Regions from separate parts of the Mus musculus genome. Here all the other regions are linked to region 1. Evidence: chromatin loops called from intact Hi-C (ENCODE). Cell type or tissue: gastrocnemius. All regions are shown on one strand.

Evidence for each region. A loop is a pair of places that touch in the nucleus more often than their neighbours do. Peaks named below come from ENCODE experiments on the same cell type or tissue, not always from the same donor. Only the 100,000 strongest peaks of a DNase experiment are listed, where the experiment ranks them.
Region 2: it touches region 1 in a loop (8-fold over the local background); 28 of 42 quality-filtered maps call a loop at or near these places.
Region 3: it touches region 1 in a loop (2.2-fold over the local background); 3 of 42 quality-filtered maps call a loop at or near these places.

The regions. Positions count from the first base shown.
Region 1 is chr2:165,748,238-165,756,237 of GRCm38, forward strand. Eya2 (EYA transcriptional coactivator and phosphatase 2) reads left to right here. Exons shown (of 16, transcript NM_001271963.1): 10 at 6,204-6,293. Among named protein-coding and RNA genes, the nearest start is that of Gm29993, 21 kb to the left of the region's middle. In gastrocnemius, a CTCF peak has its summit at 3,145 (motif pointing left); no DNase peak of the experiment used is centred here; H3K27ac peaks cover 1,652 bases.
Region 2 is chr2:165,528,687-165,536,686 of GRCm38, forward strand. No RefSeq gene overlaps it. Among named protein-coding and RNA genes, the nearest start is that of Slc2a10, 29 kb to the left of the region's middle. In gastrocnemius, a CTCF peak has its summit at 611 (motif pointing right); a DNase peak (open chromatin) is centred at 640.
Region 3 is chr2:165,589,662-165,597,661 of GRCm38, forward strand. It overlaps Eya2 (EYA transcriptional coactivator and phosphatase 2), which reads left to right and starts at 5,367. Exons shown (of 16, transcript NM_001271963.1): 1 at 5,367-5,603. In gastrocnemius, a CTCF peak has its summit at 4,302 (motif pointing right); no DNase peak of the experiment used is centred here; H3K4me3 peaks cover 3,257 bases; H3K27ac peaks cover 2,132 bases.

The DNA of each region.
Region 1 (8,000 bases):
CCTGATTATTGCACATCAGATTGATTTCGTTTTAGGAAAGACTTTCACTTTTTATAGTTTTACGGTCTCTCTTCCACCCAAGAAATAAAACCACACATCCCAAGATAGCGTAGCAACCACAAGGCTGATGTCTGAACAGCCCATAGGATGAAACGGCCTCCTGGAACTAGAAGAATTTCATCACAAAGGCATTAGAATTGGGTCCCCGTGCTTCGTGGGGATCCAGAGTACTGTCTCTGCCCCAAGGGCAACCATCCCTTTCTAGCCCCCTAACCCAAGGCATGCACAGGCCACCACGATGCCATCAAAGTTAATTCCAGAAACCCGCAGAACATTAGGGCTTGCTGGAAAAATCTGCCGAGTCTGGGCCTGGTTTATAGCTTCTCAGGGAGACAGCCACCCGCAAACATCCTAGGCCAACAAGAATGGCATTCCATCCTCCCCGCCTTGCCCCAACAGAGCCTTTCCAGGGGCGTGTTCCACACGGAGCCCTTCTCCAGTCTCTCGGTTCTGGCTTTAATTGATCTTTGTTTTTCAAGTCATCCTCATAGACGGTGCTTGTTTAGCAAGTTAACCACTGACCCTGCTTTAATCCGAAGAGCATGCAATGGTTAGGGAAGTGCCTTTCAAGTGCCTGGCATCTCTGGCTGCACAGTGGGACATCAGCTGCTCTTGCTGCGTCTTTGATGAGGGCGCGAGTCCTCCACAGGAGTCCACGGGATGTGAACCTTACTGGGACTTCGGGCCAGGTGTATTTAACCCTCCGTGCACCGTTGGCTGATACAGGCTTCCTGTGGATCGGAAAGCGTAGTGAGGAAGCTGCCATGCTTTTGGCTGTATTTGACCGGGTCACACTGTCGATTGCAATTGCGATTGCACCACTAAAGCCAGCAGAGCAGGCTGGGTGTTCTGGGTGCATCCAGCAGGCAGCTGGAAGTGCTTGGGAAACTTCTCTCCAAGTCTCACACCTGAATTGTTTTTCTTTGAACTGATCTGTCCTTTAAAACAATAGTAAGTATATGCAAGTATGTCTGTGGCAGGGTATGTACATATATTCAAATATACGTGTATATGCATATGTGTGTATGTATGTATATATACATATACATGGTTTGTGTGTGGATGCACATATGTGTGCAGCTGGCCAACAAGCTCTGGGAACCCTCCTGTCTCTGGCCCGCTTCAAGCACTGGGGTTACAGGCAAGCCACCATGCCTGGCCTTTTCATGGGTACTGGGGACCCAGACTCAGGTCCTTGTGCCTACATGGTAGGAACTTTCCTGACTGAGCCATGTCCTCTGCCCCTGTGACAATCAGACTTCTTTCTGCTGAGATGTGGGTTTTCCGTTGTGCTCTCTCCATCTCCCTCAGCTGCGTGGCTCAGTTAGACTGCAGAAGATCGCAAAAGTTCCCATCTTTTGCACCTCACCATCGGTTCTGCATGGGTCATCCATCTCTCAGTAGTTCCCTTGCTCAAGAGTTTATTGGTGCCTTTTGTCCTTGTTCTGACCAAATACCAGATAAAAGGCACCTCAGGGAAGGAAGGGGCCGCTTTGACTCACAGTTTGGGGGACACAGTCTGTGGTGTGTGAGAAAGCACGGGAGCAGGAGATCACATGGTATCCTCAGTCAGGATGCAAATAGCAAATAGCGTCTCTCAGATGTGAAGACCCACCCCATACAGGTTCTACAACCTTCCAAAACAGCACCACCAAGGCATACCAAATGTTCAAACACTTGAATCTGTGGGGGCTTTTCACATTTGTCTTAGTCAGGGTTTCTATTCCTGCACAAACATCATGACCAAGAAGCAAGTTGGGGAGGAAAGGGTTTATTCAGCTTACACTTCCATGCTGCTGTTCATCACTGAAGGAAGTCAGGACTCAAGCAGGCCAGAAAGCAGGAGCTGATGCAGAGGCCATGGAGGGATGTTCTTTACTGGCTCGCTTCCCCTGGCTTGCTCAGCCTGCTCTCTTATAGAACCAAGACTACCAGCCCAGAGATGGTCCCACCCACAAGGGGCCTTTCCCCCTTGATCACTAATTGAGAAAATGCCTTACAGTTGGATCTCCTGGAGGCATTTCCTCAACTGAAGCTCCTTTCTCTGTGATAACTCCAGCTGTGTCAAGTTGACACAAAACTAGCCAGTACAACATTCAAACACAATAATGAGTATGGACCACCCCCACCCCACACCCCCCACACCCATTAAAAAAACAAAGTGATATTTCAGAATACATTGCTAATTATTCTTAATTGGTTTAACCCAAGAAAAGCCTGCATATACTTTTAAATTTGGGACATTATATCCAGATAAGTATTTGAGAAACAGCAACCCACACGAGCCACCACCTTTGCTTTCTGCCAGGAGGCAACAATTTTCAACTTTCGTGGACTATTTAGATGCTTATCTCCACGTTTCTCCTTTATGCCCTCTCCGTGATCTCTGATTTCGAACAATGCAAAATTAAAAACTTTAGTTCTCAAGGCTGGGGCCATAGCCCAATGGTGGAACACTCACTCGCCTAGCATGTGCAAAGGCCCTGGGTTCCCTCCCAGCACCAAAAGAATAACTACATCACAAAAGGCCTTTAATCCTAGCACTTGGGAGGTGGAAGAAGAGAGCCAGGGGTCCAAGACTAGCATTGACTATGTGGTAGGTTTGAGGCCAGCCTGGGCTACATGAGGCCCTGTCAAAAACAAAAACAAAGAAGGTCCTGTCTCTCACCCTCATTGTAGTGAAAGGCCCAGACCTCCCCCTCATGTCCTGCCTCTATCAGCCAGTCACGAACGACCTCAGCTCTATTCATATCTATGATTTGGTCTCTCAGAGCTGCGTAAATACTTTCCACAGAGAAGCAGATGTTACACACAGTGATTGTTGTGTGCTGAGTCAGTCCCTTTGGGCAGGATGGCTGCTCTCCCCTGTTCCCCTGCGTGACAGCCACACTCTCAGTCAGGTGCACGGCAGGCAGGCACGCCTTTCCTAAGGGCTGTGCAGAGGCACAAAGGGGAGGCACACAGCCTTCCCTGGGTCACACTGACACCCGCCAGGCTCCAGGAGGTTTGTCCCCGTCGTCCCCCCCCCCCCCATTGCCTTCTGCAGTTACAGAGTCTCTGTCTGCCACCTCCTGGCCAGAACCCTGAATGGGAGGCTCTGAAACCCTGAGGAGGTGTCCTGGCCTGTTTCTCCACAGCTGTGTGTGAAGCCAAGGTCAGCTTTTCCTTTTAGTTGTCTTGTTTCATTTTTGTTTTATTTTGTTTTATTTTTAAGGTCAAAAGAGTTTTGTGATTGGAATTATTTACTAATTATTTAATAATTAATAAATAATTATTATTTTAGAGCAAGAATACCTCTGTGTGTGTGTGTGTGTGTGTGTATGTACATGTGTGTGCATGTATATGTGTGTGCTGGTGCCCATGGTCATGGGTGCATATGTGCACATGGAGGCCCGTGGACAATCTGAGCTGTTATTACAAAGCACTGTTCACCTCAGTTTGAGACGGGTCTCACTCACTGGCCTGGAGCTCACCAGTTTGGCCAGTCTGGCCAGCAGGGACCCACCTATCTCTGCCTCCCAGCACTGAGCTTGTAAGTCCGCACACCGCATGGAGCATTGTATGTACATTCAGGCTCTGGGAGTCAAACTCGGTTCCTCGGGCTTGCACGGCAAACCCCTTACTGCCTGAGCCCCCTGAGCAGGAGGTGGCAGACAGAGACTCGGCTCTCTTAAGCTCTGTTTGTTCTAGCCTGGTCTCTGTTGATGTGGTCATCACAGCGACCAAAGGCAACTTAGAGATGGGAAGGGTTGGTTTGGTTTATACTCCAGGTCACCGTCCCTCACTGAAGGAAGTCAGGGCAGAAACCTTGAGGCAGGACCAATGAAGGAACACTGCTCTCTGGTTTGCTGGCACATACTTAACAAGCTTTCTTTCATAGCCTGGGCCCACTTCCTAATGATGGTACTCTCACAGTGCACAGGGCCCTTCTGTACCAATCGCCAATCAAGACAGTCTCAGACATGGCTAGAGGCCAGCCCAACGGAGGCAATTACTCAACGGAGGTGCCCTCTCTCCAGAGGACTCTAAGTTGTGTCTAGTTGACAGTAAAAACTGACCAGCACACCCACCAACCCACTGTCATCTGCAAGTGTGCACCTCATTATCTTTATCCTGGAGCCCAGGCTTAGGCAGGGTTCTGTGAAGAGATCTGTGTTGTGGAGAGTGTGAGAGACAGCAGGGCCCTTAAAGCTCCCATCCAGACTTGAAATATCACTTGTACCACATACAACACCTGAGTCCTCAGGGCCCAGCGGATCCATTTTCTAAAGGCTTTTGGACTCGCAGTCTCTATGCAGGGGTAACTCGTCTCTGTCTTTACCAGCTAGAAACACTTAGCTTTTAGCTAGCTGTACCCCAAGCCCCTGGGAAAACAACTTTAAAAAGGAAAGATTAACTCTGCTCATGTGTTCCAGAGGGTTCTGCCCATGGTTGCTTGGTCCTGCGCCCTCAGACAGAATATCGTGGCGGCAAGGGTGTGAGGTGGAGGCTGTTCACCATGTGGTGGTGGGGGATAAAGCAGAGAGGGGGGAGGGAAAGAGGGAGAAAGGGAAGGAGGACAAGGACATGTCCAAGACCGGATACAACAGTTAAAGGCCAACCCACATTGGCCTACTTCCTCTAGCTAGGCCCCACCCACTGAGGTTTCCAGAAACTCTCAAAATAACCAGATAGGGACCAAACTATCACTACCTGAGCTTGTGAGGACAGTTCAGAACCAAATCAAACACTGAACCACACACACACACACACACACACACACACACACACACACAAGCTAAGCAACAGGGGTGGGGGGTGGCACACTCCTTTAAGCCCAGCATTTGCAGGAAGCAGAGGCAAATGATCTCTGAGTTCGAGGCCAGCCTGGTCTACAGAGTGAGTTCCAGGACAGCCAGGGCTATACAGAGAAACCCTGTCTCACAACAAAAGAAAACAAACAAAAAACAAAACAAAAACAAACAAACAAACAAAAACCACGGACAGGCTGGAGAGATGGTTTAGCCATTAAGATCACTGTCTGCTCTTCTAGAGGACCTGAGTTCAATTCCCCACAACCACATGGTGGCTCACAGCCATCTATGCTGGGATCCGATGCCCTCTTCTGGTGTGCTGGTATACATGGAGATAAAGCACTCATAGTCATAAAATAAATAAATCTTTAACAAAATGAAGCAAACAAACAAACAAACAGCCCTCCATTCATGAGTCAGACATAACAGACCACCGGCCATGTTCACTGCACACTGGAATGTATCACCCTCGGGGATGGGTGACTGGGAGCAGAACCTTATGTCAGTTACTTTCTTCTTTCATGACAGAGATCCCTGACAGAAGCAACCTAAGGAAGGAAGGACTGTCTCCTTTCATGGTTTTGTTTTACTTGATTTTTTTTTCCGAGACAGGGTTTCTCTGTGTAGCCCTGGCTGTCCTGGAACTCACTTTGTAGACCAGGCTGGCCTCGAACTCAGAAATCCACCTGCCTCTGCCTCTGGAGTGCTGGGATTAAAGGTGTGCACCACCACTGCCCAGCGTCCATTCATGGTTTTAAAGTGCAGTCTCTCGTGGGATGGAAGCGAGACCCAGAGGCAGCTGGTCAGTTTGGGTCCCCAGTTGGGGGGCAGAGGTGGATGAAAGCTCTGCCCAGCTCCTTGGCCATCTTTCCTTCCTCATTTGGTTTGGGATCCCAGTCCAGACAATGGAGCTATGCACACCCGATTGGGTCTTCCCACCAGGCAAACCTTTCTGGACACATCGTCACAGGCATACCCAGAGGTGTGTTGCCACGATGAGTCTGTGTCAGTAGAGTTGACAGCGAACCGTTACGGTAGCCAACTGTGTTGTATGCAGTGGGGGTGGGGGACAGACACGCCGTTCATGATTCAAATGTTTCGCACTGTATGCTCTGACCGGCTTGCTTCCATCCCCCTCACCGTTTCTCAGAGATCCCTTGTAGCTGTCACTCCGGAGTGACATCATTTTATAATATCTTCTTTCCTGGTGTAGACAAGCTATGCTCATCCCAGGCCATGCCTTCAGCCACACAAGAGCTGAGAGCTATCCGGAAGAGCAGGGACTTCCAGCTGCCTTCCAGAGCCCCAGAGGCCACATGTGCAGAAAACTGTCCCTTCTCTTTCCCACAGGACACCACGACGTCTGTGCGCATTGGCCTGATGATGGAGGAGATGATCTTCAACCTTGCTGACACACACCTGTTCTTCAATGACCTGGAGGTCAGCACACAACACTCGCTTTCACAGTTGCTGGGGTTACTCATGTTTAGTTGGGGGTAGGGGGTGCTATCTCCGATAGAAATTTTTTCCTTTTTTTTTTTTTTTTTTTAGTTTTTCGAGACAGGGTTTCTCTGTGTAGCCCTGGCTGTCCTGGAACTCATTTTGTAGACCAGGCTGGCCTCAAACTCAGAAATCCACCTGCCTCTGCCTCCCAAGTGCTGGGATTAAAGGTGTGCACCACCACTGCCTGATCCCTTTCCATACATTGTGCACGCGCACGTGCGTGTGTGTGTGTGTGTGTGTGTGTGTGTGTGCCAGAAGAACTCATCGGATCTCCTGGAGCATAGGCAGGTGTGAGCCACTTTGATGTGGTTGCTGGGAACAGAATGTGGGGTTTTAGAAGAACATGGAGCCACCCTCCAGACGTCCTGTGTCTCTCAGAGACTCGAATCTCTTACTGATGACTACTAAGAAAGTGCAGAACTGTAGTCAGTGTCCTTTTAGGGGGACACTCTTGCCAGAGTGACCTTGCTGGACCTCCTCTCTCTCTGCTCCAGTCACATGGAATGGTGGTTCTGCTAACCCAGTAAAAAACTGGTGGCCTCTTCCTCTTCCTTCTGAAATGCCTTTACTTAAAACGTTCATTAAGGCAGATCCTCTTGGGGCAACGATACTTAGCAGTGGGGTCAGAGTGGAAGCTTTTTAATAAAGAATTTACATTCTTCTGGTGCATAAGAGGGAGAGGGACAGAGAGAGGGACAGGGAGAGGGGAAGGAGAGGGGGAGGGAGGGAGGGAGAGAGAGAGAGAGAGAGAGAGAGAGAGGAAGAAAGAAAGAAAGAAAGAAAGAAAGAAAGAAAGAAAGAAAGAAAGAAAGAAAGAAAGAAAGAAAGAAAGGAAGGAAGGAAGGAAGGAAGGAAGGAAGGAAGGAAGGAAGGAAGAGAATACTCTTACTGTGTTTGCCCTTAGATCCCTGATCAAGATGCGAAAAGAAAGGACAGAAAGGGTCAGACATAGCTTAACTCATTTGTTTAGACCTAGTCTATGTTGAAAGACTTGTGGGTAAATTCCTCCTTGGGGCCAGTGAGATGGCTCAGAACTTAAAGGTGTCTGGGCATCCTAATTTTGATCCCAGAACCCACACCAAGCTGAAAGGAGAGAATGGAATCTGCAAACTTGTCCTCTGGCCTCGTCTACACACTGTGGCGCATGCACACACTCACCTCCGGTTTATATGTACACACACACACACATACACACACACCACACAATAATAATTTCTAAATTTTAACATCATAGAAAGGAAGCTTTAAAAAAAATAAGTAAATAAAACTACAGAAACGAAGGCTGAAGGAGAGAAAAAGAGTACTTGCCCAGGCTCAAGTTAACAGCTGTGATCAGGCTTAAAGGTGACCTATCAGCGATGGCCGACAAAGCAAGGAGGGAAGTAAGACGTACCCTTCCTTGTGATAAGTGAACAGCTCTGCTCAAGGGGAAGAGGGTGGATTCCCCCAGGCCAGCCGATGGGTCCGCAGGCTTCGTGCAGGTCCCACTGACTGTAAGCCGTCACCACAGTCATTCAGAACAGAATGAAAGCTAAAGGTGACCTAAATGAAGCTGGACATGGGAGAACATTTCTATCTGTCCTCAGGGTGTCACTGGCACCTGGAACAGCCCTGAGGACCTGGCTGTGGGGTAGAAATAGTTCC
Region 2 (8,000 bases), 220 kb before region 1:
CTTATGGAACCCAGGACCACCAGGTCAGGAGAGCCCCTCCCCACAGACCATCGGCTGAGCCCTTCCCCACCAATCACTGAAACTATAGGTTGCAACCGCATTTGGGGTCGAAGGACCCTTTCACAGGGGTCACCAAAGACCCATCAGAAAACACGGATATTTTCGTTACAATTCATGACAGTAGCAAAGTCACACCTATGAAGTATCAACGAAAGTAACTTGATGGTTGGGGTCAGGTTTGCCCCTGACAGGCACACAGGATGAAGAACACTTCCCACAATGTCACTGGTGCTCAGATGAGAACCCCTGCCTAACGTTGCCTTGTATGGTGAGAGCCTGAGACACAAAGCAGGTAGGTGGCATATCTGAAGACATGCAGCCCCAAGGAGCCATGTTGACTGGGATTTACCCAGGTATCTCCTGGCTCCTAAGATGGGAATGGAGTTTCTGGGGCATATACTTAGGGGCTTCAACAGAGTGTAAGAAGAATAAGGGTGATGTGAAGTATTTGGGGGTGAAGATCTGTCATGGTCCCTCTTGTAGTCTGCTTCTGGTGGAAGGAAACCTGCTCCCCTGCCTCTGTTCCCCACCAGGCAAACGCTGTACTGCAGTTCTACAGCATGACCAGCAGAGGGCGCAAGTGCACCTTTGTGTTTCCTCGTTACAGCTTTTCCTTAAAAGGGAACAGGGCACCTTCAAGAAAATGAGGAAAACATGCAAAAGCAGAAAGAAAGAAAAAATTCATCTTGCAAGGAGCCGGGCGGTAGTGGTGCACGCCTTTAATTCCAGCACTCGGGAGGCAGGTGGATCTCTGATTCGAGGCCAGCCTGGTCTACAGAGTGAGTTCCAAGACAGCCTGTACTACACAGAGAAACCCTATTTCGAAAACCCAACAAAACAAACAAACGAAAACAAAGAAATCCCTAAAAATATTGGCTTCCGAGGGTTGTTCAGCAGAGGAGCAGTGTATGCTTTGTCCTGTCCTTTCTGGAGTTGAATCTGTTGACAATAGTTTCTTGACACAGGTGTAACCTCCCGGTACACACACTATACAGCCTAGGTTTGTCACATCATAACTTTGCCTGTGAGCCACAAGCCCTTCATATAGCACCTAATGATGGCTGTAAAGTGGGGTGTACCTCATCAGCCCACAGGAGTTAACTTGGCTGTGCCCACTGTGGAGATCTGACAAACTCGGAGGTAAGGTCTTTGCCTCAGCTGCCAGGACAGACCAGACCATCACTGACTTTACCCAGGATGGCGTTTCTGAGAGAACCCCCCGGGAGAGCTCCTCAGAGGAGGAGAAGGTGGAGACCAGAGGGGCACCAGCAAGGAGTCTGGGGAGGTCCAGTCAGGAAGGCCCCTGGACTGCTTTGCGGGAAGACCCTGCTGGGGTTGAGAGGAGACAGAGGGAGAGAGGCAGGAAGGTCTGAGACACCTGCTCCCTTCTCTGCTTCTGGGCAGATGTGCCATGGATGGGGAGAACTCAGCAGGATGGCAAGGCCCACCCCACCCCCGACGGCAGCCTGTGAGGAAGGGACAGGGCTGCTGACAACCTGGGCTTCTAACAGGGAGGATGGTCTGGTGGGAACAGGCAGAGCTGGGCGGGGCACCTTTATAACTCGTTACTTGTTTACTCCTTCATGTTGCAAAAGTAATTCCTGGCTGCGGTAGAAACATTTATACTATACAGTCAAGAACAAGGAAGGGAGCCGACAGGGGAGGAAGCGGGAGAGCAGACACACCTTCCAACCAGAGGCCTCAGAAGTGTTTCAAGTCGGTCAGTCAGTCTGCCTATCTATCTATCTATCTATCTATCTATCTATCTATCTATCTATCTATCTATCTATCTATCTATCTCTATCTTCTATCTATCCATCCATCCTCCCACCCACCCACCAACCCACCTATAACCCACCTATCTACCTACCTACCTACCCATCTGCAATCACACGTGTCTGTGGCCATCACAGGACGCCTTGTAGGAGTCAGTGTCCTCCTACCATGTGGATACTGGCATCGAACTCAGGTCACTGGGCTTGCCAGCAAGTGTCTTTGCTCATGGGACTATCTCATTGGCTCCTCCAGTATCATTTAAAGCATTCCCTTTTGGTAAGCTCTTTAACAGGGTGTGTGTGTGTGTGTGTGTGTGTGTGTGTGTGTATACATGCTCACACACATGAACATTCATTCAGCAGCTACTGTGCACCACGTATTTCTTTGGCTGCTACAACATGACAGAGAACGAAGAGACTGAAGTCCTTGAGGGCTGATGCGGCAAAGAGGGCAGCACGGTCGGTCGGGCCCTGTGTATGCAGTGTGCCGGCAGGCAGAAAGCCAGGTGTGGATGTGGGTTCTGCGTGGGCTTGGTATTTGTACCTGCGTGAAGGATATGACAGAGCAGAGGCCTGAAGCTTAGAGGAAGCAAAGCATTTACAGGGTGGGCAGCCAGGCGAAGGCACTCATCTGAACAGGCTGGGGACAGCTTCCCACTAAGTTGACACTTAGAGGATGGGGCGGAGTCAGCCTTGAGGAAGATGTCACTAACACTTCTGGGGTGGGGTGGGGCTACAACTCATCTCACCCTCTGCCCAGCACTGTAGCCGGATCCCAACATGCCCGCCCAGTGTTTGACTGTGGCTTCTCTGGCTATGCCAGCCTCAAGGGCCGACCTGCTTGCTGCTGAAGCTTGGTGCCTGACGTGGGACTGACACATGGTCGGGAACTCTGCATCGGTGAGATCACTCAGTGAATGGACACTGCGCTGGAGTACAGCTTGGAGGTTCACACTGCCTCAGGGTGCTCAGAACAGGCAACGGAATAAATACAAGGCTCTGTGATTGAGTAGGGGGTGAAGCAGCTGTTACTGGCAGAAATCTACTACAGCCCATCCGGCTGTCTTAATCACAGTTCAGATTAACCTCTGGCCCTAGCACCATGGAGGACATCTGATCCTGGGTGAACCCCCCCAACCACCCCCCAGTTTCCATTTCTGCATCCAGAAAATGGGGATAAAAACAGGCCATTGAAAGGATTGACAGATGTCTCAAAGGTCACAGATGAAGAGGGAGCTGGGGCATTGGATTCTCTCACTACAAAACTCTCTACCATGTCATGAAGGTTGGAAGGTGGGCAAGGCCAGTACAAAGCCTGAGGGATACCACAGGGCCTTTGCACTGGCTGGGCCCTCTTCCTCTGATTCTTTCCGCTCACCCGGGTCTCAGGCTGGTTATCACTGCTGAAGGAGGTCACCTGACCACTATGCCCTTACCACCTCCCCTTCCTGCCCCTCTCCCCTCCCCTCTGTCATCTTATTCCAAGCCCCATCACCACCGGAAGCTGCCACAGGTCTACCTTCATACCCACCCCTTCCCCACCCCAGTGCTTCAGAGATGGCAGGGTCTCCGCATCATCAGCTGCTGTCGGGGCCATCACAGGCACTCAGGAAATGGACATTCGGTGAATGACCAGGAATGACTGAAGGAATGGTTGTATTAGAACATCGGGGGACCCCTGGAATGAAGGGGGCCAGGAAGCCACTCTCCCCAGGTGGAGTGAGGTGGGGGGAGGGCAGGGGGAAGGGGGGACTGTTTCCTGCCAGGGTGAAGACAGATCTCCAGGAAATACCAAGCTGCCTCGCCATGTTCCAGCTTTTGGAATTCAGCCTTAATGTGGTTTCTGCATATTGGGAATAATAAAAACCGTAGGCGATGTCTGCGTGGAACATACTCCCTGATTCAATTTCCACCCTGCTTTTGGGTGTGCTGTTACACTGTCTGGTCCTGGGGGTGATGACGTTGGATGCAGAGCCAGTTCCATGGGAAGGCCCAGACAGGTGACCTAGTGCAGGGCTTTGGCATCCTGAGACCATAGGAAATGAAATACCCCTGGAACTCAGTGTTTATGGGTGCACACACATGCACACACAAGTCACAGAGTCAAGTACTGACCAGACTTCGTGCAACACGCAGTTATTTCATATTTGTTACATTTCCTCCTTTCTAAACGACGCTCACACACTGACAGTTTGGTTTCATATCCAACTTCCCAGCTGGTCAGCTCAGTAATGGAAATCAGCAGCCTAAAGGCTATATACATAGGGACCCAAGATGGACTGAAGGCCTGGCTTTTGACGGAGAATGCACAACAGAGCCAGGGCAGAGAACTATCTTTCTAGTAGTGCAGACATCTGGAATCCTGGGGTTTGGGTACCCCAAACCTTGGTGTGCTGGAACCCAGCCCTTTGGACCACAGATCAGGATATCCCACCTCCTCCCAACAGACCAATCCACACCGAGCCTCGAGCCAGGTGTGGAGCCAGGAGTACTGGAGGGAAAGGTACACGAGCCGGGCAGAGGATTAGAACTGCCCCTTCTGTGAGCTAGTCAAGGTATATTTAAAGTTAACTGGTGTGTGTGTGTGTGTGTGTGTGTGTGTGTGTGTGTGTGTGTTTCACTCTTGAATCCAGATAGCTCTTGGGCAGGTGCACAGGAAAAACCCATTGGAAGCACAAAGCAGTTAACATACTACCGGGCTACACTGTTCCAGACTACTGCTACACTGTTCCCTGTCAGCTCAGTTGACAGACTACCGCTACACTGTTACCCGTTAGTAAGGTTGACAGACTACTCCTACACTGTTCTCTGCCAGCAGCCAGGCTGTCCTGGTCTTCATGGCTCCTGACAAAACCAAGTTCCTTTGTCCCTGCTCTTGGCATCTGTTCCCTGCTGGTTGTACCAGAGTATGAGTGTGTTGGTATAGGTGCAGGCAGCATGACCCTGCTGTGTCCTTGTCCAGCAGTTTGGTTCATAGTAGGATTTCAATAAAGTTGTTGCTGGACTGCAGGAATAAGGGGTCAAGCTGCTGGCACCCAGGTTTGGGGAGAGTATGCAGAGCCTGTTCATTTGTTCTTGTGAACAAGTGGCAGGAAATGGCTTGGGCTGGGGACCAGGGGCATTTAGAGGACAAACCTGGGGTATGATTCTTTGGTGCCATTCCCTCAGTTCTGAGGAGACTCAGTGCTCTACTCTGCACCAGCTGCCCCCACCTGCTGTGGCTCCCAAGTCCCCAAGGTGCAGCTATTGTGACGGAGGGGCTGGACTTCCTACCTGGAAGTCTGTGATAATGGCCTCAGTGTCACTGTGACCACTGCTGTGTTGAGTGGGTTCAACCTAGACTGCACAGCAGCCCCCCACAGGGAGAAGCCACTCTGGAACACAGTCCCCAGCCGGCCCTTCTCAAATAGCTCCGAAGACACTGACTAATGTTCACTCAGCTGGTCATCAGCTGTGCTGCCAGCCAGAGGCCACATCCACTTGATGGCTGTCACACTGACAGAGAGCCCCCAGTGTTGACAGCACGGAAGCCCTCTGGAACCCTGTGGTTTTTCCAATAATCCTTCGCACCCAGAGGACAAATTCCTGACTAGACCACCTGGCCACAGCTACAGCCGAGGCCGAGAGGCTGAGAGTGACTGGTACATTGCCATCACTGGCCACACAGAAGAAGCAGAGGTACGGGGGACGTTGTTCCCTAATTACAGTTATGGGGGTGTGAAGGATGCTGGGAGTGAGTGACAGACACTGTGTGGTCCATCCTCTCTGTTGAAGCTGGTTTTGCAGTGCCGGATGGGCCACACCCACTCCCACGAGAGTTATAGTCTGGGTCAAGGAGGAAACAAGTCAGCAAGGAGCAACCAAAGTGCAAAGGCCTGAGGTGACAGCCAGAGCTCCCGAGGAGCCAACTGGGGACTAATGTGGGGACAAGGGAAGTGTCTAAGTCAGTGAAGCACTTGCCACACAAACTTGAGGGCCAGAGTTCAGATCTTGAGTACCTACACAAAAGGCTAGCATGGTGCCTGCAATTACACACACACACACACACACACACACTCGCACATGCACACACTCACACATGTACACACACACATACATCATATGACATCATGTGGGTTGTTGGGAAAACAGGGAGGACTCAGAACCTTCTGGAAGCACTGTCATGCCAAGGATTTGGGCTTTTGTCCCGACACCTAGTTATCCCTCCCTTGGTGACGGACTGGCTGGTACTGGGTTATACAAAACTAGGAAGGAGTCAGAGAGGCCTGTGGAGACTGAATCCTCTGCGCTTAGCCTTCTGCAGGACGCAGCTCTGCATCCATAGCCTCTGTAGAGAATCGTTGTCTCCATTAGCTTGAAGCCGGGGGCGCCCGCGATGCCTGGTGTGCTTTGCCTATTGACTCGCCGAATGAAATCTTAGCTAAAATCTTTTCATTTTATGCCATTAAGGACTCGGGAGAGAGCAGGCAACTGAGCCGTCCCTGCTCAGTTAATGCTCAGGGTCAGTGGGAAGTGGCCCCACGGCTGTTGTAAAAAGACTGTCATTTCGGACTTCCCACTAGTGTTTCGCATTACCAGTAATTGGGACGTGAGTCCTCCCCTCCGGGTGGAGTTAATGGGTAAACATCTCCCCGTTGGCACGTCTAATTTTATAGGCAACTTCTAGTATCGCCTTGGTACCCTCAGGAGGCGGTCAGTGTGGTTTCCTCCAGTGTCAGTCTGCGGTCAATGGTGGTGGGAGAGGCTGAAGGAGATGGTGGTCTTCCCCAACCTGAGATGCCTCAGGTGATTCAGTGGGAAGCCAGCCTTGGCTAGATTCTGTGTCCTGAGTGGGGATGAGAAAGAGAAATTTCCTCCCTCCTCCCCCTTCCTCCTCCCTCCTCCCCTGGCTTTCCCTCCCTCCCCCTCCTTCCCTCCCTTCTTTTCTGTGCAATAAAGCACTTTTATTTATATAGTAGAAATAAATGTCCACTCTGGTTAGGGAAAACACATTAAGGACAGACAGCACTGTCCCTGCCCCAGGGATGCCCAGCCCTGCACACCCTTCAGGAGCTCTTCCCTCTGCCTGGACCGTCTCCCCTGAAGAACCGCACGCACCCCTCCCCTCTTTCCCAACTTTTCGCAGCCACTGTCATCTTAGCGAGTCTTCTTGACCCTGTCCTCCCCGAAGGGCGTCCCCATCCATCCCAAGTCTTCCTTGGTTCCTCAGCACATCCCGCCACAGCCTCCTCCCTGGCTCCATTATTTAACTGTCCACATCTGTGCACACCCAACCTGGAGTCCTGCCTGCCTTTGTGGTTGCAGGATGTGTCGGCATCACCCGAAGCAGATGCCTGATAAACATAGTTTTTGAGATGGGGTTTCTCTGTGTAGCCCTGTAGTCTTGAAACTCACTCTGTAGACACTGCTGCCTCTGCTTCCTGAGTGCTGGGATTAAGGAAGTGCCCCACCATTGCCTGGCTTAATAGTAACTTTAAAATGAGGACTGGGGTGTGGGTCAGTTGGCACAGATGAGGACTTGAAGTCAGATCACAGCACCCACGTAAAAGCTGGGAATAGCACTGCCAATCTGTAAGCCTGGCACTGGGGAGGTGGAGACAGAAGGATGCCTGGGACTACCTGGCCAGCTTGCCTAACTGGTGAGCTTCAGTGAGAGACCTTGTCTCGAAAGATAAGATGGGGGTCCAGCGGGATGGCTCAGTGGGGTCAGGAGCTTGCCAGCAAGCCTGACAACCTGAGTTTGATCCCTAGGGTCTACATTATAGACTGCAAGAACTGGCTACTGCAAGTTGCCCTCTGCTCTCTACACATGTACTGTGGTGAGAGCGTGCCTCTTCAGCAAATAGACAAATAAATAGATATAATCGAAGATAAGACAGAAGGCAAGAGAAGAAGACACACCCATGGGCCTCTGGCTTTCCTGCACAAGTGCACATTTGGTGTGTGCACACCTGCACACATGGACATACGTGCACACACACACAGTTCAAATGAAGCATGCCCCCCATAGGCTTATGTGTTTGAACATTGGTCCCCCCACCGCCATTGATGGTGCTGTTTGAGGGGATTATGGAACCTTCAGAAGGTATAGCCTTGCTAGAGGACTTGCATCATCAGGGGTGACCTTTTTAAAAAAATTTTAATTTTTTAAAGATTTATTTATTA
Region 3 (8,000 bases), 160 kb before region 1:
TTTTCATTTCTACTTCATAACTATAACTTTGCTACTGTTAAGAATTGCAATATAAGCAATCTGCTAGGCAGAATATCTGATATGCGACCCCTGTGAAAAGGCCAATCGACCCCCAAGGGGTTGAGAACCTCACCTCAGTCCTTAGTTCTATTCATTAGGGAGGAGCCTTGTGGATTAACCATCCTTTAAAGTGCCCTTAATACCAATACAATGGCCTTTGGTTTCAGCACCTGAGTTTTGGAGGACATAGTCAAACCCTAGCAAGTGTCCCTCAGTAAAGATCAGACTGGTGTGTGAACATGGTGCGATCATTAATTAGTTAAGTAACACTACTCGAAGCTTTCTGGTTAGCAAATGGCTGCTGAAGTTGTCAACAAGCCTTCCTTTGCACATGATGACCCGGCCTCACGGTCACCTTGCCATGAGTGTGTCCAAACATCGCCTCGTCTTCTCTCACTAGTAGTAAATAATACTGCTTTTCCTTCCTCTGAGGAAGGAGGGTTGTTTGTTTGTTTGTTTTTTAAAGGAATTTGAATCAAGTACAGGGTAGATAAGTGTCAATTCATGTGATTGTTGCAAGAAGCTGGGCCTTGTGCGGCTGGGTGTGTGTTAGAAGCAGAGATGCTCTGTTGGCTGCTAACTGGAGGGTTGCCGGAATGAAACAACCCTCTGTTTGCCTTCTTGAGTTTGGGAAAATTTGAGTCCCACCCCACCCCCCACCCCACCCCACCCCACCCCCTGTTCGTGGGAGCCACAGCGACTTCCCAGTTTGTTGCTAGGCAGACCCAGGCTGGTTGGATCCCGAGTGTCCAGGGATGTTTCTTTCTCTGGCTCCTACCTCACATAGGACCACTAGAATTACAGATGTGTGCTCCCGTGTCTGGCTGTATGTGGGTTATGGGCATTCAAACTCAGGTTGCCCCACTGCCCAGTAGGCAAGCATCTCCCAGGCGTCTCTTTTCCCCTTTTGGTAAGGGAATATTTTTGTGTCCCAGAAGTGTGTAACAAGCCTCCTGGTCTGGTGCTGCGGCATGCTTCCACATCTGTAGGGACCCGTGGGTCACCTTCCTAAAGGCCTGATTGACCAAGCAACTTAGTTTGTGGCTGTCTTCCACACAGTGAGCTGCTCTGAAATGGCTAGTTTTAATTTTGACTCCGCGGAGCTTTTGGAGGTGTGGGGCCTCCTTCAAGGTCCTTCTAAATTCCCACAGAGGGAGGAATGACGCAGGAGCCGGGATCTCAGTTCCTTTTCTTCAACCACGGAGTGCGCATGCGCTTTTCAATCGGAGCAATGCCGATGTAACTGATCACATTTTCCAGTTTGCATTGGCAGCCAGGAAGCTCACGGCTAATTCTCAGTTCACCGCTGACGAGCACCCAAACTTCCCCGTGCACTTTCTGTGTGCAAACCTCATCCCTGACTTCCTTTCCTTCCCAACGTTTCGTTGTTAGCTCTTTTTCTTTAAGCTATCGTTATTCCATTACTGCTGCCTCAGATCCTTTCTGAAAAGAACGAAAGTCTGTGAGAACATTAAAAAAACGGAGGGCTTTCTTCCCAGCAGACATCTTGTGGGTGGGAAAGGAATGTGTGTGGAAATGGGAATGGTTCTGCATTGAAAGTACTCGTGTGTGTTGTAGGATGTACATGTATGTGTATAGGATATAAAGTATGTATGTGTGTAGAATGCATGATATAGGATATGGATTACATACATGTATGTAGGGTGCACATGTATATAAGATACAGTGTGCCCACGGTTTTCACAGTCCATCTGGTCTTCCATGTACGTTGACTGGGAAGATGCTGGGCCACTATTCCAAGGCAGATAAGTAAGGCAAGGCATTCTAAGAGCCTGCCCTATGGTCTAGCACTTTCAGGTTAAACATGGAGGCAAAGGGCTGGGGGATGGCTTCCACTCAGAGCTTCTCAAAGACTAGGAGTCCCTCTCTGTTGATTGTAGAAATGACCCAGGGGCTTTGGAAAGTGCTAGTTCCCAGTCCTGTCCCCAGAGAGGCTGGGTTAATTGGTGTGGGGTAGAGATTTAAAAGGTCCCCTGGAGACACTAATGGGTAGCAGCCCTGAGACTGCTGCCCTGAGAGAAAGAGAAATGAAGCTAAGAAACACCTGCTTCCAACCCACACCTCGGGGGCCTCAGGCTGGTGAAGCTTCAGGGAGATAACAGGCCATTCTGGTGCGGGATTCATTAACTCAAACTGAGTTATTGGATGTCCAAGACTCCCTCACACAGTCCACAGAGAAAGGAAAAGTTCATATCCTGATTCTGTGTGTGTGTGTGTATGTGTGTACTTTGTTCATATGTCTGTATATAATATATATCTATATACATATAATATCTGTGTGTATGTATCTAGCATATGTGTACTCAGTAAATATGTATATATAATATGTGTGTAAGAGTGTATGGTGTATGTATATATAGTACATGTGTGCATTGTGTATGGCTGTATGTATATGTGTGTACATGGTATATGTATGGTATATGTGTACATGTGTATATATTTATATATAGTATATGTGTTATGTAGCATACGTATATATACAGTATATGTGTATATATGGTACATGTGTTCATGTGTATAAATATGTATATGTAATATATATATATATACATATATATATGTTTGTATTGTGTAAATATATGTGTACATGTGTATAGTGTATGATTTATACATAGTATATGGTGGATATTTATATGTACTTTTGCATATAGCATGTACTTTTGCAGATAGCATATGTATGCATCTACATATGCCGGTGCTTGGTAAAGTGGAGTAACATTTGCATAGAGTCTTGGGCATCACCTTGTGCACTTTGAACTCTAGATTATTTGGGCACCTAATGTGATCAGAGGATCTGGAAATTGTTGCTGTGTCATATTTATTGGGGAATAATGACAAGAAAAACACGTCTGAGCGTGAGGCTGGAGACATATAACTTCCTGCTGGACTCAGGTGCTCCGTCCTCGCACCACCAAGTCCAAATGTGTGTTCATGCTCGGTCCAGACGAAATCCCTTTTCTCCGGATGCTTTCAATCTGGGGTTGGTTAAATCTGAGAGTGTGAGACCTGCACTCAATCTGCTGATTCATGTGACACACCCTATTCCAGTCTATCCTCACCTAGCTGTAGTGTGTGTGCACATGTGCATGTGTGTGCCAGACATTCAATCACTCTTAACCTTATTTTTTAAGAGAGAGACATCTCCCACTGAACGAACCTAGAGCATATTGATTCTGCTAGGCTGCCTGGCCAGTGAGCCCCATGAATCCCCCTGTCTCTGCGTCCCCAGCTCTAGAATTACACGCGTGAGCTATTACACAGTGCCCAGCTATTTACATGGACACTGAGGATCCAAAGTCGGGCCCTAATGCTGGCACCATAGCACTTCACCAGCTGAGCGCTCGTCCCAGCCCTTCAGTCTGGGATTTTAAAACAAAAACCTTTAAAACAAAACATTTTTGTTTGTTTGTTTGTTTATAAGAAAAAAGTGAGGTTCAGGGGCCAGGTCAAAGCCTTGTTAGGGAATTCTGAGACTCTCAAGCAAGTGCACCGTTGTGCTTTCTAAGATGACCCCAGGGGGTAGGTAATATGTGGAACATGGCTGGGGGCAGCCACAGCCTCGGTGGGAAGTGCCTGGGTGGTGTGGGCTCTGAGCATTCACACAGTAATAATACATAATTATTAATAATACAATAATACAAGAGTCTCGCCGCTGAGCTCTGGATGAGAAAATCAAGTCCAAGAGCCGATGCTCACTCTGCTTCTAAAAGGCGAAAGAGTTATTGTGGTGTGGGGACATACCCAGATCCTCCTCACTGGGTGGGGACAGCCATGACAACGGTAGGTACTTGCTCTGGTATGGTGTCTGTGGTGGGAAGGAAACAGATAAGACGGGAGACAGAGCCAGCAATGCCAGAGCCTGACCCATCTACACTTGGGGACCCCTTTTAAAGAATTACACATACAGGTGATTATCTCTCTAAATCAAGGAAAGGGTTCACAACTGGTTCCGACTTGATTTGATTTTTTGTGTATGAGCATCCTGCTTGTACGTATGTCTGTGTACCATGTGCAGGCCTGGTTAGGATAGCTATTAGCTGCCATGTGAGTTCTGGGAACTTAACCAGGGTCTTCTGCAAGAGTAACAGGACCCTTAACTGTCGAGCTATCCCTCCAGCCCCTAGTTTTATTTTTATTGTCTGTATTTGGGGGGGGGGGGGGGAATTGTGCATGTGAGTGCAGTGCTTGCAGAGGCCAGCAGAGGGCATCAGATCTTCTAGAGCAGGAGCTTCTGGAACAAGTCAGAGTTCAGAGTCACCTAATCTATCCTGAGCACAGCTAGAGAAGCCAAAAGAAGCTGGCGTGTGTAAACTTGGAATAGATCTTTCACCTCTGGGGTCCAGCTGAGGCCCATTTCTAGTTTCCCACTAGGGACTCATAAGGGGCCCAGAGACTGACTGGTTTGGCTAAGGGACCCAAAGCCTGACTTGGAGACACCTGAAGTCCCAGTATCTGAGCAGCAGCAGTAGTAATCTGAAGCCAGCTGAGCCCCCATAAGGGAGGCACTGGGACTGGGGAATGGCATAGTCATTAAAGCACCATGCTAGCAGAAGGGCTTGAGTTCAGATCCCCAGTAGCTAAGTAAAATGCTAGGCGTGGCAGCAGGTGCCTATAATGCGTCGCCTAAGAGGCAGAGGCAGGAGGATCCCTGGAGCAAGCTTGCTGGCCAGCCCCTCCAGCTGAATCCTGAATCAAAAACCTCCATCTTCAAAAAGAAACCTTGCGTTGGGGGGTGGGGGGAGAGCTATTGACAAAAACAGTACTGCTGACCTCTGGCCTAATACATACACGCTCACCCTCACACTCACACTTTCCTGTAATTGAGGTGACACCTCCACAGAGACATCTTCCTGGACCGCTCTGCTGCCCGGCCACCCACAAGCCCTTCTTTCCCTCTCCTTGGTATTTACAACTTTCTTCAGCTGCCTTTTTCCCTGGATTCTTTGTTCGTGATTCCCACTCTCAACGTGGATGCAAAGTTCCAGGATGACAGAAAACGAGTTGGTCTTATTGTAGTGGAGCAGTTGACCAGGCACGGACAGTCGAGTGGATGGAGGATGGATGGATGAATGAATGAATGGATGGATGGATGGATGGATGGATGGATAGATAGATAGATAGATAGATAGATGATGGGTGGGTGGATGATGGGCGGATGAATGCATGTGTGCGGTCCCCGTCTGCGCTGCTGACTCTCTGGGGCCGCGCCTGGCCACGGTGAGGACGCTGCGGGGCCGGGAGGCGGCGTGGGCGTCGCCGCAGGGAGGAGGCCGGCGCGTCCCTCCTCCGGGAGCGCAGCGGCGGCAGCGAGAGCAGCGCGCACTGCAGGGCCGACTCCCCGCCCGGAGCCAGCGCCGCGCCCCGCGGCCCCCACGCACGGCGCGGCCCGGCGGGGGCGCAGGAGACCCGCGGCCGGGACAGGGGGCCGGTCCCCGGCACAGGAGGCTGCCGCAGCCCTGCGACATTCGCTCCGCGTGCCATCTCCCGGCCTGGCCCGCTCGGGACGACTCTGCACTGTGCGGGTGAGTACCGCGCTCGGGGACACCGGGTGGGACCGCGTCTCCCGGGGACCCCGTAGACACTAAAGGAGCGGAAACTCGGCCGCCGGCAGCAGATCCAGTCTTGAGATCCCTTTGGGTCTCAGGGCCTCAGTTTCCCCTTGTGTTCCAGGTGAGGGGGGGTGCGGGGCGCAGTGACTGAAGTTAGCAACTCCAGTGCGCCGGACAAGTGCAGGACGCGGCCGGGTCTCTGCGTTTGGTTTGTTGTTTGGCCTCGGAGGAGACTCAGGAGACTCGTGCTGAATCTCGGATTGTACCCAAAGGATCCAAGAGACAAGCTGATGTCCGAAGGCTGGGGTTGTGGGTGGCCGAGGAGCTGTGCAACTCGCTGGAACTTGGGGCCCGTGGCCCAGCCTCCCCCACGTCGATTTTCTTTTGAAAAGTCTTTACTATCCTGTAGCCCGCACTGGTCCAGCTCAGGGCGCTCACTCTGAAGCTGAAACTTAACACAACTTTTCATCAGGACGCTTAGACTGGGTTTCATAGTAAGGGGAGAGCGCGCGGACCTGAGTTACTATAGCCAGGCAGCTGTGGACTAGCCCTAGCTGCTTCATTGCATTTCAAACAGCTCTCACGCTCACGGAGTATTAGGGAAGCAGGACTGGGAGAGGTGTCCCATCGCTAAAGCCTCAAAGTGCTTTCTTTACTCCGCAGTTGAATGTGAGATTTTCTTGCAAGGCACATTGGGCCCCAAAACCATCCCAGGGCTCAGACTTGACAGCCCTCGCTCCTTGCCTGTGGAAAAAGCAAGGCAGAAACGCTATCGCCTATCCTCCCTCCCTCTTCCCGCCTCAGTCTGAAATGCTACATAACTTTTAACGACTTTAAGTATATATAATATATAACGCGATATTATATATAAATATGTCGTGCGAGGTACAGAAGCCACTCCTGGTGGGAAGGTTTAACGAAGTGAGAGAAAGTACTAGGATTTACAAACACCAGGGAAGCATTTGAATTATGTCTGAGTCGGGAACTCCCGCCCCAAGGAAACTATAACTGGGGACAGTGGTTGTATTTGAAGCCGATTCTATTAATTCCACAAGCCCTTGATGCTAGGATGAAAGAATTTTCTATGACCAGAGCATGGGTCAGCTTAAGAGAGACACCAGCCCTCGGAGATGTGTTAGACCCCAACATTCACAGCTGTCCGTGGGGACCAAGGCTGGGTCTTTTCAAAACAATCTTTGTCAAGGGTCATTGTGCCGTTTTACCCAAGGAATGCCCTCCCCTTCCCACTTCTCTGCAGCATCTGTAAGTCCCCCAAGCCTAATATTTCCCTGTCTTTAGACATCCTCAGACTGGGGAAAGTTAATGGGCTATTTATGTAAGAAATGATAATGTTTGGAATCTTGTTTGTGACTGAGCATAATAATGAGCTTGGATTTGAAACTTGAAAATCTGCAGTTGTGAAAAAAAAAAAAAACCAACAACAATGTATGAATAGATCTGAGAGAACCTGAGATGGTGCAAGTGTGTGTGGGAGTGTGTTTGTGTGTTTGTTTGTGTGAGTGTGTGTGTGTGTTTGTGTGTGTTAAACTACTTTTTAGGTTCCTATGCCCCTTTGTATCTTAGTTCACAACTCGATAAACTGTTTTATCTTCAAAGAATGTTATTTTCTTCCTGTGTCTTGGAGCGCTTGTGTACTGCTGCACCCAAGTATATAAAAATAACCCATAAACACATACATTGTTTTCCTAGTATCAGATAACTAAACAATATGAAGTAAAAATTAAAAGATATGTGCCCTGATTGTTTTTTAATATTACTTTGAAAAGTGCTTGTTTTTAAACGACCTACGTTCTAGCATCTTTTCGTGCCTTTGTGTTGGGTTAAACACATCATGAAGAAACAGGATTTGCTGACCTGTGACAGAGTTAGCATTTGGGATGGGGGACCACCCATAGTACTGTGCTTCCAAGATGCCGAAGCCTGCTGCTTTAAATCGTGTGTAAGAGATTTTGAGTCTTGTTCCAGATGGATAAATTGATAAAATGCTAGCTGCTGTCGGGAGAGTGGAAAAGCCCACAGTAAAACGGGTCTGCGGCGTAGCCGGCCACTTTCAGAATTGGGTTGAATACGCTGTGGAGATTCTGGCAGTTTGAAAAACCTTATACACAGTCCAGGCACATCCACTTAAGATGTTTCCCCCACGACAATATGACTCCATCCCACAAAGAAGAAATCATTTCCTTATTTTTTTTTCAGCCTTTTTTCCCAAAGATAATTTGTGCCGGGAGTAGACCAGGACTAAGCAGCCAGCCGTCCAACTGTCACCAGCGCAAGCTGAGCTCAGGACGAGAACTCTTTCTCTGTCCCCACCACCATCACCAGATGTGTGTTGGGTGTCCTCAGCTGCGA